3 separate regions of the Homo sapiens genome follow, and regions 1 and 3 are each linked to region 2. A link is a contact called in ENCODE Hi-C data. All regions are on one chromosome and are shown on one strand. Each heading gives the region's core, a stretch centred on a gene start or an enhancer-like site at or near the end of the contact. The rest is flanking DNA. Distances are from core to core; before and after follow the strand shown. Region 1 has its middle 64 kb from the start of C5orf67. Region 2 overlaps LOC124900981 (a long non-coding RNA gene). Region 3 overlaps RMEL3 (enriched in melanoma 3).

Region 1 (4,661 bases), core at 599-3,098, 360 kb before region 2:
CTCTTCCAAACCAAAAGGTAAGTTCTTTTCCCAAGCAGAATTTTGTCTTCAAACTCCTGCCAATTTTGAGAAGAATTTTTTTCTTGTGACCCCTCCCTCATTAGGCTATGAGATCCTTCAGAATAGAAAATGATGCTGTATCCGCTTCCATAGCCCCAGCACCCAGACTTGGTAGATGAATTATAAATATTTACTGCATACAAGGATCCAGTGCAGAGCTTTGTAAATTCCATTTGTTATTTGTTGAATATATTCACAGGTTTTCTTTTTATGTTAAAATCAAACATCTTAGAAAACCAGCTGGCAAGTACCTGAAGACATCATTTAATCTAATCTTTTCATTTTGTACATTGGGAAGCTGAGGCCAACCTCCATGGTTATACTTGCAGGCAAGTTGCTTAGAGTTTATCCAAAAAAATGATATTTCTGATTGTCAGGGTACTAAATAATTTTGGTAGCATCCCAGTAAGCAGAACAGAGTAAAATTCTCCCAGGGGTTCATGAAGCCCCTGCAATAACACAATGCTACTAATTAATTAATTAATACAATGCTGTTATTTCTGCCAACAGAAATCTCAGAATATGAAAAACACACAAGAGAGGCTAAATGGGAAAATTACTGACACCCAAGCCAATGACCTGAGTCAGAACAACTTTTATCAGAATGAAGCGCAGAAATATTAATATCAAGAAGCTGAACTTTTAAATCAAAGCCAGAAAATGTATTTGCCCAAGGTAAAGGCATGAGCAGAAGGTTTACAGAGAGAAGGACAATGATGATAAGGAAAGCTTGCTTCTTTACAATGAATGCATTGTGACAAACTCGTGAGGCACCAAGCAAGCTGACAAGGGTCCCTTCTTCCTTGCACCTAGGACAGTTTGGCTAAAGGACATCTAGGGTGACACGCCTCAGACAGTCCGCATTAATTTCACATCCTGGAATAGCCCGAAGAACCTGTCCAACCTGACTGTCAGCCTTTTCAAAATCACTTTTGGAATTCTTTGTTCAATCCTGCTTGGTTTACACTGGAACGTCTCTTCTGGGACTTCTCTGGTGACTTGATCTTTGTCCACAATGACATAGCCCAGGAGACCCACCAATACCCAGATTTGCCCAGTGGGTGACACTAATATTAGATCCAATTAGAAGTGTCAATTCAAAACAGATGAAGGACACATTTACACACAAGTCAGGGCTGCCACAAATTCATTTCTTCCTCACAATATCCTCTAGCAGAAAAAAGGGCAAACTGACCTTGAAGAAACCTCCTTTTTTTTATCGGTTACCATGGCAGCATGAACCGTCTCTCCCCAGGGCACCTGCCCATGGGTTTGCACCTGCCAGCTGGTAGCAAGAGTGCACCAGCAGCCTTGGTTCCCAGTGGCTGTGCTCACATCATCAACAAAGGTACCAGCAGTGCCAATTGGCTTCACGATATGGATACCTGCCCGCTAAGCATTGGCCTGGAGCTCGGGGACTTTCACAAAGGCCAGCCAACAGCTGGCAGGCAGGAACCTCCAGGTCATTGTCATCCTGGGCTGAATTGGAACATGCACTTGGGAGACAAAGGCTCTGTCTGTAACCACAGCATCCCTTCCTCCCTGGGTGTTTTATTTTCAGCTCTGGGTCCCCTGCTATGGGAAGGCCATGTGGCTGAAGGTGTCTTTCTTGTTTTTTTTTCCCCCCCCTCCTTTAGCATTGTCCTGCCTTGTGCATGGTGCAGAAAAGCTTTCTCTGTCCCATGTCTAGTTTTATTGCAAATCAGAGAGCTCACCATAAGTCATCCTGGGCCAGTGGGTTCAGAGGTGGAGCTGGTAACCAGAGGCCATGTCAAACTTCCTCCTCTGGCTCCATACCAAGGCCTCGGAGGATTTTTTGTCACATGAGGTTACTGTAGTTTCACATCCTCTAAAGCAAAGCTCTGTCGAAACTCTCTATTCTCACATGGCTTCAGCTCAAACAACCACCCTACTCAGCTGCCTTCCTAACCCTTTCAAGCCGTGAATCAGGAGACCTGGGTTCCAGTTTCAGCTCAGTCTGCGTGCCCCAGAGCAATGACGGGGCCTCAACTTCTTTATCATGAAAATTAAGAGGCCAAAGTACCTTTCACTCAGGTTCCTTTCAACTCTCTCTCCCCTATCTTAAAAAAAAAAAAAAAACAACAGCTTATTTTTCCTGTTGCTTTTAGAAGAAACTCTTAACCTGAGACTCTCTAAAAATGAATAGAGATTATTGTGGTTTAAAAAATAAATGGCTACACACAGCAACCTGACTGTATCTCAAAAATATTATGGTAAATGAAAGAAGCTTCACATACAAAAGAGCTCATACTGTATGGTATTATTAACATGGAATTCAAAAATAGGCAAAACTAATCTACAGTTTTAAAAATTAGAATAGTGGTTGCCTCTGGCTGTGAGGTAGGAGCAGGGATTACCTGGGAAGGGGCAAGAAAGAATTTTCTGAGATGAAGGTTATATTTTATATCCGGTTAGGACTGGGTCACACAAGTAAGCCTTCATCAAAACTCACAGACTGCTACTCTTGAGAGGATCAATAGAGGTAATAAAGCAATTATAGCAAAATATTAATTGCAGGATCCAAGTTGTGAGTAAATGGGTATACCCTGTTTAATTCCTTCAACTTTCCTGTAATTTGGGAATCTTCATACTAAAATGTTAGAAAAAAACACGTTCTAATACATTTCAAAATTCCTGTCTCACTCATTCTCTCCTTTCTTCCATCCCCTCCCTCTTTCTTGACATGTGACCTTCTTTTCCCATTAAATGAGTCAATGGAAATGGGAATATTTATTGATTTGAGCAGTTAAGTCACCAGTGCTCTGTGATGACTAACTACTTTATCATTCATTGCCCATGGCTTTCAAGGGAAGAGGACAAGCTCTGTGCATCTTTCTCAAAGAAAGCGTTCCTACCTGTAAAAGTCTGTTAGAAAGGACTGCAGATTTAATAAGCATCTTTCAAGAGCTCTGTCCCCATTCCAACTCACCCCAACCCTCCAGCCCCAACACATTTGTTAAAAATTCACATTCAGAGATGCAGGACCCTCAACCTTGGACTTCCCAGACTCCAGAACTGTAGGACATAAACCTCTTGTCTTTACTTTAAAAAATAATAATAACATTCAGTCCCTTTTTTGAAGGTTTTTATCAGGATATCTCAAACTTAACACTGAAAGGAGGTAGCAAAATTTCTGTTTCCTCCATGTCTTTGTACTTGTAGAAATGGAGGCACAAAGGTAAGACACAGGTGTGACCAGGCCCTTCGAGTGGTTCAGCTGACTGAATATACACCTAGAGACCCTAAAACAAGCCACAGGGGTGAGAAATCAGAGAATTAGGAATGCGCAATTTAAAAGCACTGCGGTTTCCAATGTGAATTGACTGGAACTGAGGTTAAAGAAGAATTTCAGCATTTTTTGGTCACCAGTTTCTCAATGGACCATTTCCTGTCCTCTCACTGTCAAGTTTAGAGAATAAAACAAACCTCAAGGATGTATCTCTGCTCCACACCCTGTCTCAAGGCAAAGTTAGTGGTCACCAACAGCAAGATAGCACACACTGCATCTACAAATGTATGTGACATATCTTCACATTTTGTGTGTGTGTGTGTGTGTGTGTGACCACAACTTCAAAGAAACGAACAAAAGAAGCAACCAATAATCATAATGAAGAGGTTAAATTTTACCAGAGCCAATTGGGCAGAGAAAAAAAATCCAAAAACACAATGAAAACAAAGAATATTAGACCTGTTAAAAAATAATAATAAAAACCTTAGAGTTCATTTTAGTCAAACTTTTCATTTTGCAGAAAAAGAAACTGGATCTCAAATTTCCAATTTAATGAAAGTTATGTCTGAGAATATAAATCTGAGACCTGATCTCACCACCAGAAAATAGGGTTGGAATTGACCTTATAAATAATATATCTAAGCCCCTCAGTTCACTGGTGAGGAAACTGAGGTTCAAAGAAATTTCAGGGACTACTTCGAGTCCACACTGTTACTTAGTAGGACTAACTCCCATGTGTTTATGCTTCTGAGGAAGACAGCTTCGGTACCTTCCTTCCCTGTCCAAATCCTATCGGCAGCCTTTATCACTCTTTCGTTCTTTGAAATGAGCAGTTGATGTTTTTCTCATGTTCTTATACAAATAACCACCTTAATTCAGCTTAGAGACCCACATCTCCTTTCCAACCAGATTAGTATCCCTTACAGAAATTCAGGCACTGAGTCTCCCTCTGTCGCTCAGGCTGGAGTGCACAACCTCAGCTTACTGCAACCTCTGCCTCCTGGGTTCCAGTGATTCTCCTGCCTCAGCCTCCTGAGTAGCTGGGATTACAGGCATGCACCACTACGCCCAGCTAATTTTTGTATTTTTAGTAAAGACAGGGTTTCACCATGTTGGCCAGGCTGGTCTAGAACTCCTTACCTCAAGTGATCTGCCTGCCTCAGCCTCCCAAAGAGCTGGGATTACAGGCATGAGCCACTGCATCTGGCTACATCCAGGCAATTTTAAATACCTGTCTGTGTTTTATAACCACTCCAAGCTGGTCAGCCTCAAGGAAATCAACTAGGAGAGTTCAGAGTTTTTCCATGTTAAATTCTGACTCTATTTACCAAAGCAAACAAATTAAGGTACT
Region 2 (4,573 bases), core at 1,085-3,584:
AGCATCTCACAGCCTTCCTGGTTCTGATATCTGCTCAGCCTAATTTTCCATCTTTCTTTCTCTCCCTTTCTTCCTTCCTTCCTTCCTTCCTTCCTTCCTTCCTTTCTTTCTTTCTTTCTTTCTTTCTTTCTTTCTTTCTTTCTTTCTTTCTTTCTTTCTTTCTTTCTTTTCTCCTTCTCTTTCTTTCTTTCTTTCTCTTTCTTTCTTTCTTTCTTTCTCTCTCTCTCCCTTCCTTCCTTCCTTTCTTTCCTCTTTCTTTCTTTCCCTCCCTCCCTCCCTCTCTCTTTTTCTTTCTTTCTTTCTCTTCTCTTTTTTTTTTTTTTGACAGAGTCTCTGTCTTGTCACCGAGGGTGGAGTGCAGCGGCACGATCTGGGCTCACTGCAACCTCTGCCTCCCAGGTTCCAGTGATTCTCAAGCCTCAGCCTCCTGAGTAGATGGGATTACATGCATGCATCACCATGCCCAGCTATTTTTTTGTGTGTTTTTAGAAGAGACGGGGTTTCATCATGTTGGCCAGGCTGGTCTTGAACTCCTGACCTCAAGTGATCTGCCTGCCTTGGCCTCCCAAAGTGCTGAGATTACAGGCGTGAGCCACTGCGCCCAGTCCCTCATTTTCATTCGCCAGCAAATTGTCTTGTTTACTCTTCTGACCTCCTGGGAACCCACCAGCCCCAGGATCTCTCTAATCAATAAATTAAATGCCTCCTCTTCTGAAACAGGAGCAATGATATTATCTCCGTTCTCTCTCACTCTCTCTCTTTCTCCTTTTCTACTAGCTTCCATTTCTGTAAGTCCAACAGATATCTACCTTCTGATTCCTAATATCAGCCATTAGGCTAGCTGACCTATTAACCTTTTCACAGTTGGCTTGCCTCTGCACCTGCTGTATCCATCATAGTTTTACATTTCCTGGAAACCAAAAGACTCTTAAAACATGTTTAGTAAATACTGTTTCCATTCTCCTAATGATGCACATTCATGGCAAGTGACAAGTCTAATGTGCTCAGCTGGACCTAGTCATAATCTCTCTGAACCCCTTAGGTACAGCCCCGTGACTTCCCAGTTGCCAAATATTTTCATCTCCCTTACCATGAGCATCTGGTTTCAGATGCATGGTTAAAGATATGACCAGACAGACAGAGAAGCACCTCAGCAGAGCTTCCTAAAACACCTTCAGGATGGCAGGCATTGTGTATGCTCAATCTGCTGCTGCTATTATTAGAGTCACTTCATACTGACTAAGCTGTTATTGAGGAAGAAGTGGATTAAGACTTATGGAGTCTGAGTGGTAAATGCATGATGCAGGGCTTTTAGGGCAAGATCGGTGGCATGCAGTTTTATTCAGCACCACACCTCAAATGCTCAGCAGGGCAACCTGTGTTAAGGGCACTCTCTAAGCAGCAACCAGGCAGTTCAAATGTTTGAATGACTCATCCTAATTGACCTTCTACTGCAGTCCAACCAGCCTCAGGGATGGGCAGTCTGGCAGCATGGTGCCACAAGATAGGAAGCATGGAGCAAAGGAGGGGAAGCAAGGCAGCTGACAAATGTCCACAGACTGGGCAGATGAGTCACATTGTCCCCCTGTGCCTCTGCTTCCCCATGAAGTTCAGGGACAAGAACACCTGCCTCCTATTTGTCTTCTGAGGTTGTTTTGAGGACTGGAGATAATGTTGGCCAACTGCTTAGAACTCTGAAAATTGCTAGAGCAGAAATACAAATGGAATGTCAAATCACAGTGGACATTTTGAACCCTAGCCTCTCCAATAGATAGAGGTGTGCCATTTAAGTCTTTAATTAATGCAATGTCATTACATGACAACCTAACTAGTAATTAGAGAGCCGTTAGATACAAAAAACTCAACTAAATTGTGATGTGGCTGCTTCTCAAGTAGAGTCCTTATAGATGGGGGCAGAGAAAGAAAGAGCCCTTGAGAGGTGCATGCTGGACACTGTAATTTTTTGTAAATGGTATCTGTTCAGAGTGGGTATGGAAGAAGAGCCCAGACCAGGTGCGGTGGCTCACGCCTGTAATCCCAGCACTTTGGGAGGCTGAGGTGGGTGGGTCATTTGAGGTCCAGAGTTCAAGACCAGCCTGGCCAAACCTGTCTCTACTAAAAATACAAAAATTAGCCAGGTGTGGTGGCGTGCACCTGTAGTCTCAGCTACTCAGGAGGCTGAGGCAGGAGAATCACTTGAACCCAGGAGGCAGAGGTTGCAGTGAGCTGAGATCTTAAAAAAAAAATAAAAAGAGGAAAGAAGATCCCACCACATTCCAACAGAGACAGCTGATGACAATCTACTTGATACTTGAGTTGGATCCAGAGTGGGGTGTGTACCTGCTGGCCATTTGCCATGGATCTGACTCATGGACCTGACCTGTGCCCAAGTGAACAGGGAGCAGCACTGTGGGCAAAAAGCACACCCAAGTGAAGTCCCTAGATAGAGGTGGCTTCTCCAGAGAGAGAATAAATAATGAATAAGAAAATTAGATATCTGGGCTTCATTTATTCCTACAGGAAACAGAAAAGAAAAATTGAGAAAAATTTACATCCTTAGAAGACTGCAAAGTAACTCACCTCTCTGAAGCAGAATCAGAAAACCATAGAACAGGTTGAGGTGGAAAGGCAATGGAATGAAAGGAAAAGGGAGATGAACTCGGATAGCAGAGTTAAAATTCATAATAGAGATAATGAGGAACAGAATTGGCAATGTGATGTCACCTTTCTCAAGGCAGTTTAGAACATGTTGCTGGGCATGGTGACACGTGCTTGTAGTCCTAGATACTTGGGAGACTCAGCTGGGAGGATTGCTTGAGCCTAGAAGTTCAAGACCAGCCTGGGCAACAAAAAAGAACATGTATTAATGTACTTAAATACATATGTGGCCTTTTACCCAACAAGTCATTTCTAAAAATTTAATAAGAGGAAATAGCAGTACAAATTTGCAATGATATAATATATGGAATGTTAATCAGGGCTTTTACAGTAGAAAAATCAAACAGAAAAGAACCTGAGTGTCCACCAATAGAGAAGTAGTTAAATAAATTATGGTATTAAAAGATCATAATATTAATATGAAAATAATATGAAGCAACTATTAAACTAATTTATTTAGCACAGAAAGATATTTATTTAGCACATGCTATGTTATTAAAGAGATATAATGCAGGAAACAAAATAATACATAGAGTAAGATAGTGTTGTTTTTTTTTTTTAAAGTCTATGTGTGTATGAAGCATAGAAAAAGAAGTCCAGGCTGGGTGCGATGGCTCATGCCTGTAATCTCAGCACTTTGAGAAGCTGAGGTGGGAGGATCTCTTCAGCTCAGGAGTTCAAGACCAGTTTGGGCAACATAAGAAAACTTTGTCTGTACGAAAAATAAAAAATTAGCTGGGTGTGGTGGCACGCACTGTAGTGCTAGCTACTCAGGAGGCTAAGGTGGGAGAATTGCCTAAGCCCAGAAGGTTCAGGGTACAGTGAACCATGATTGCACACTGCACTCCAGCCTAGGCAACAAAGCAAGACCCTGTCTGAAAAAGAAGGAAAAGAAAGCAAAGCAAAACAAGAAAGCAAGGAAGGAAGAAAGAAAGGAAGAAAGGAAGAAAGGAAGGAAGTCTGGAAAGACTGCATTGTTCACTTTTGCTGCATAACAGACCACCCTAAAACTCAATGGCTTAAAAAATAACAACCATTTCTTTCATTCATCATTTTGCAGGGCAGCAATTTGGGCTGTGTTCAGCTGGGCCGTTCTTCTAGTCTTAGGCTCATTCATGCATCTGTGGCCTGCAGCCGGTTGCCTGAAAACTGGTCCCACCAGTCTCTGCTCTACCTGGCCTCTCATTCCCCAGAAAACAAGGCTGGCTTTGTTCATAGAGTGTCCCCCAAGGTTCTGAGAGCAAGAGTGAATCCTGAGCTGATACCTGGTGTGCTACTTCTGCCACATTCTGTTGGCCAAAGTAAGTCACAAAGCTAGCTCCGATTCAAGAGGAGAGCAAATAGACTCTTCATATCTTGTATCTCTTGATATAAGGAACTGCCAGGTCACACGGCAAAGAGGTGTGAATTCAGGAGAGGAAATAATTGTGGCCATTTTTGCATATAATCTGACACAAAGATACTATATTCTAAAATGTTAGCAGTGCATATTTGAGATATGAAATTACAGGTGATTTTTATTTTATTATTTAAATGTTTCTGTGCTAGCAAAATTTTTATAATAAGCATGTATTACTTTTATTGCCAAAATCAAGTTATTTCTATCTTAAAATTTTATTAAGAGGTTTTTTTTGGGGGGTGGGGGGATTGTTTGTTTGTTTGTTTGAGCCAGAGTCTGGCCCTTTTGCCCGGGCTGGAGTACAGTGGCACAATCTTAGCTCACTGCAACATTCACCTCCCAAGTTCAAGTGATTCTCCTGTCTCAGTCTCCTGAGTAGCCAGGACTACAGGTGCATGCCACCACACCCAGCTAATTTTTGTAGTTTTAGTAGAGATGGGGGTTTCCCCATGTTGGCCAGGCTGGTCTTGAACTCCTACCTCAGGTGGTCTGCCCGCCTCGGCCTCCCACAGTGCT
Region 3 (4,777 bases), core at 904-3,403, 460 kb after region 2:
TGCTGCTTTCTGCCCCTATTTGCTTTGCTTTAGTTCAGGCACTAGTCCCTTCATAGTTAGCTAATTTCCGGAGTACTTTGGTGAATAACTCTTCCAACCCCAAACCTTTCTAGAGACCACGGTCATAAAACTCTTAAGTCATGAATATTAAAATCTCCTGGGCTCCAAATTTGCTGCCACATAAAAACTAAAATTCTCTGCCTTGTGCTGGTCCTGCAGTAACTATGGAAACATAGTGATTAAGAATACAACTCTAGAATCTGGCAAAGCTAGATTTGTTCCCACACTTCCTAGGTTTGTAAAGTGGGGTGTTTCAGAGCTTCCCAAGTCTGTTTCTTCCTCCGTAAATGGAAGATAATAATTGTATTTACCTCATAAAGTTGTCTTGGAATTGACATGAGATGATGCCTCTAAAGTGTTTAGCAGTTTGCATGGTAAGAGCAAAAATTGGACAAAATATTAGCAACACTCGTTGCATTTTCTGTGACTCTCCAGGATGCTTGCTCAGCTCTGGTCAGTGGAGCCTATTCACTGTGAAGCAGGGTCAAGAATGGTAGCACAACATTCCTGGCAGGTATCCTAATGGGTACTGAGCCAACCCCATGTATTGGGTAGGAATCTATTGTTAGCACAAGAAAAGGAAGCTTGGGATGGCTAAAGTGAGGTAGACAATTGGTGAAAGACACTGAAGCAAATATCTAGTGTTTGACTTGAGTGGTTTGAGTTCTGTAAACCAGGCAGAGGCTCATTCTATTGTGTCAGGTGTGGCAACATTCTCTATGGAAGCTAAATTGTTTTTTGGGATTCATTGATTTAGGCAGTGTCTAGATGTGAAGAGACAAGACAGGAGATGTCTCTTACCTATCTAGATGTAGTGCTTTTTTACTCCTGGGGTTTGGAGGTATGGGATGTTCTGTGTGCTCCTATGATGCTCCACACTGACTTGATGCCCACTGGAGTTGTGTGGAGATGCTGAGCACATCCCCGGAATGGGCTGGGAGATGATATGAAGGCTTCGCATAAGTGACCCTGACATCTGAAGCAGGCTCTTCTGCATAATCAGTGATGCTTATAGGCAGAAACTAGATACCTGTAACTAGATATCTGTGGGCCATTGGATGTCAGGAAAGGTTATTAGCATATTCTGAAGCACCTGTTCTGGCCATTTCTTACTGGCTTGAAAGTCATTGCCCTGTCCAACAAGGCTACGTTGTATACCTTGCAATTTGTTTCAGTTTAGAGCACAGGCATTTGTTTATGTAGTTAGAATTTTAAACACTGATGGAATAGTTTCTAATTTGTGCCTGAGAGTTTACACATAATCTGCGAGCATACAAAAATTTGCAATTCTATGTGGATGATGGTTTAAACATCAGCAGGGAAAAGTAATATGCTTTTATTGTATATTTTAGAATGCTGATTGAATTGGCTTCTCACTGTATTTGTCAAGGCTGGAACAGACGATGGCACTGCAGAATCTTATGTGCACAGAAGAAATCTACAGACATTCAATGAGGGGAGGATTTCGTTCCATCAGATGGGCTTCCTGACATAATTGCAAAGGTAGCATGGAATAGAGAAAAGAACATTGGAGTGGTTCCAGAATTCTAGGTGGTTTCAGATTTTTTACTAATTACTCAGGTGGCTTTGGGCAAGCCACTTAGCTTCATAGACTTCTGTTTCCTCATCTGTAAAATGAAGTGAGGAGACTTCTTGTTAAGTTTGGCAGATTAAACACTTGGGTTTATCTACATGTTCTCTCCAAACACCACTAAACTTTGCAGTAAGGAAATAAAAAGACATTAAAAACAATGATAAAGAGAGCAGGACAATAACAATAACAGCAATAACATTTTTAAAGCAAGAGAGAGGTGAACCAGTGGTAACTCAGCCCTGAGGAAACAGAGCCTCCATGGGAGTGGGGGAGGCCCAGAAGCAAAAGTGGTCTTACTAGAGTCCCAGAAAGACTCAGTAATGGAAACCTAGGAACTTCCAAAAGTGGGGACAAATTAGGGTCAGAAACAGGGAAATAGGCTGAAGATACGGATAAAAAAGCAAATTCATCAGAGAACTCCTCCCCAACCCTGCCCCTTATCTCTGAAGCTTTAGCTGGGAAAGCCGGGCTGACTCACTTCTGGTGAATGTGGTCTGCTCTCCTCCTGTAGGCAAAGCCCAGGCTCTTACATTGTGGCTGGGCAGGGTTCCAAGAGGGCTAGTCGAGGCATGCAAAGACTTTTGAGGCCTAGGCTTGGAACTGACACAGTGTCTCTTCTATGCATTCAGTTGGGCAAAGCAAGTCACAAGTGTAGCTCAGATTCAAGAGCTGGGGAGGGATAGGGTCTACCTCTTGATGGACAGGGCTGCAAAGTCACATTGCAAAGGAACGTGGCTACAGGGAAAGAAAGAGTTGTGGCCAGTTTTGGAAACAAGCTTAAGGCACAATAAGGATGAGATTCCTGAAAAATTCAGTTTTCAAACTTGCACACAAAAAGTAAGGCCATGTGCAAAAAAAGATTGAGGTAGAAAATTCACAACTTATGCAAAGCACTAGTAAAGACAATAATTGATACTCAGGAAATTAACTTGTACTATTGAGGCAGGCTGCGTGTGGCTGGGGCCTGTTACAATTGTTGTGAAGTCAGAGGAATAATTGAGAGAGAATGTTAGTAACACATACACAAGAGCAGAGCTGGTAGGAACTCCGACAATGCAGTAGAAGTGGCCTTCTCAGTCAGTGTGGCTGCCCTGAAGGTGCCACAGAGACAATACCACCTGCCAGGAGTCAAGAGTCCCACAGGTGTGGGGTGTAGCCGCTTCGAGGGTGAAGCCCAGGTTTAAGTACTTGTTTTTAATTTTCAAACCACAGGCAAACGGTTTCTATTGCCAGAGCAGCAACCATTAAAAACTTTTTCCTTTCCTACCGAAGGTTATACTTCTGCTCCACATCCTGTTTTCTTGAGCAGAGGAAGTATTGCATATAAATTAATTCTGCATTATACTGACATAATTTTTCTATTTACCAACTGCGTAGGAGCTAATTTGTATTATAAAACCACATCTGTTGTAAAATAGACTCCACAGAGGAATTATGTAAAAGTCTACATAGTGCATAGAGAGGTCCTCAGCCTCCTTTCCCAACCTGCCTTCAAGAACATGCTGGCAGCCAGGCTTTTATCCCTTAGGCAAGAGGGTGGATGAGCCTAATTGGAAAGGCATACAGATATCAACTTTAGGGATCCCTCAATCAAAAGCCCAGCCAAATCATCCTACAGAGCAGCCTGTCTCCTTAAGGCACAGAGCTTCCAGTCAGCTTTTTATTGCCTTGCTTTTAAAGGTTAAGGGACAGCCAGGGACATCAGCTATTTGACAAAAGCTTCTAATTTGAAAGACACAATCAACAGAAACAATGGGAACAAAAGGAACAGAAAGGAGGTAGGGACAATGTAAGGAATAGAAACAAAGAAAAAGCTAACAAAGGCAAAACTATAAATAATATCCTCTGAGTATAAAAGATGATATTGCATACATAAAATAAGAAGAGAATGTTATAAAAAAGAAATATTCAGAGAACAAAAAGAGCTCTTAGAGCTTAAAAAGAATATTGCACAAATGAAAATTTTAATAGAATTGTTGGAAGATAAAGTTGAGGAAATATCCCAGAAAGTATACCAAAATGACAGACACACACAAAAAGGATTTTTTTAAAAAAAAATTCGAGGATGAATCCAACAGGTACAATATCCAACTACTAGAAGTTACAGAAAGGAAAAAAAAAAGCAGAGGGAAGGATATTACAAAATAAATGAATTAAGAAAATTGCCCAGAACTGAGAGGCAAACCTATAGCTCGAACTGGTTAACTCACAAATAGGTGAAAGGACACACATCACACCTTACATCATTGCGAGAGTTTAGAACGCTGGCAGAGAGAGAAGGTCCTAAAAGCTTTAACTGGAAAAAAACTCCCAATAATCACAACCATAAAAATGAGAACCCAAGTATCATTAGTCTTGTCAATAGCAAAATGGGAAATTCAGAGGGAAAATGATATCCAGACTAGAGTTTTATACCCAGCCAATCTCACAATTAATATGAGGGAATAATAAATGCCTTTTCAGACACATGAAGACTCAACGATTTATCTCCCATCAACCTCTTCTTAGTTAATATCAGCCCATGTGCTCCAAGAAAACCAGAGGAAATATCAAGAAAGAAGAAAACATGAGACCCTGAAAATAAAAACCTCAACCCAGAAGGTATGCCAAAGAAATCTCCAGGGCGACGGGGAGGGAGATGCAGATGCCATAGCTGTGAAACTAGCTTGGAGAGCAGCAAATCCCAGAAGTGGGGCACAGAGGCTCCAGAAAAATGTTTCAAAGGGAAGGATGAAGGCTTATAGAATACCTGATTGCTTGAATGCGTTGAAAAAAATATTTATTCCTAGAAGTCTGGGAATGAATATTCATTAATATTGGATGAAGAAAATAGACTTTTATTGGCCGGGTGCAGTGGTTCATGCCTGTAATCCCAGCACTTTTGGAGGCCGAGGCGGGCGGATCACGAGGTCAGGAGATCAAGACCATCCTGGCTAACACAGTGAAACCCCGTCTCTACTAAGAATACAAAAAAAAAAAAAAAAAAAAAAATTAGCCAGGCGTGGTGGCGGGAGCCTGTAGTCTCAGCTACTTGGGAAGCTGAAGCAGGAGAATGGCGTGAACCCGGGAGGCGGAGCTTGCAGTGAGCAGAGATCGTGCCACTGCACTCCAGCCTGGGTGGCA

What was found. Hi-C counts contacts between places; a loop is a spot of excess contacts on that map. Pooled maps may share reads with other maps.
Region 1: a loop to region 2 is called in a map with no recorded cell type, with 6 times the contacts of the local background. The contact joins two enhancer-like sites. A Hi-C loop is called at or near these places in 2 of 37 single-sample maps with no recorded cell type and 3 of 50 pooled maps.
Region 3: a loop to region 2 is called in a map with no recorded cell type, with 6 times the contacts of the local background. The contact joins two enhancer-like sites. A Hi-C loop is called at or near these places in 2 of 37 single-sample maps with no recorded cell type and 2 of 50 pooled maps.

What each region holds. Positions count from the first base shown.
Region 1 is chr5:56,668,308-56,672,968 of GRCh38, forward strand. No RefSeq gene overlaps it. Among named protein-coding and RNA genes, the nearest start is that of C5orf67, 64 kb to the left of the region's middle. RefSeq lists a silencer at 1,895-2,189 and an enhancer at 2,139-2,188. Within about 2 kb of position 1,849, at least 15 of the 41 ENCODE cell types and tissues checked have a DNase peak (open chromatin) inside an H3K27ac peak, as active enhancers do.
Region 2 is chr5:57,030,942-57,035,514 of GRCh38, forward strand. It overlaps LOC124900981 (a long non-coding RNA gene), which reads left to right. Exons shown (of 2, transcript XR_007058778.1): 2 at 3,719-4,573. Among named protein-coding and RNA genes, the nearest start is that of MIER3, 81 kb to the left of the region's middle. Within about 2 kb of position 2,335, at least 2 of the 41 ENCODE cell types and tissues checked have a DNase peak (open chromatin) inside an H3K27ac peak, as active enhancers do.
Region 3 is chr5:57,492,663-57,497,439 of GRCh38, forward strand. RMEL3 (enriched in melanoma 3) reads left to right here. Exons shown (of 4, transcript NR_186596.1): 2 at 1,413-1,563; 3 at 4,118-4,255. Among named protein-coding and RNA genes, the nearest start is that of ACTBL2, 12 kb to the left of the region's middle. RefSeq lists enhancers at 1,632-2,831, 2,230-2,289. Within about 2 kb of position 2,154, at least 11 of the 41 ENCODE cell types and tissues checked have a DNase peak (open chromatin) inside an H3K27ac peak, as active enhancers do.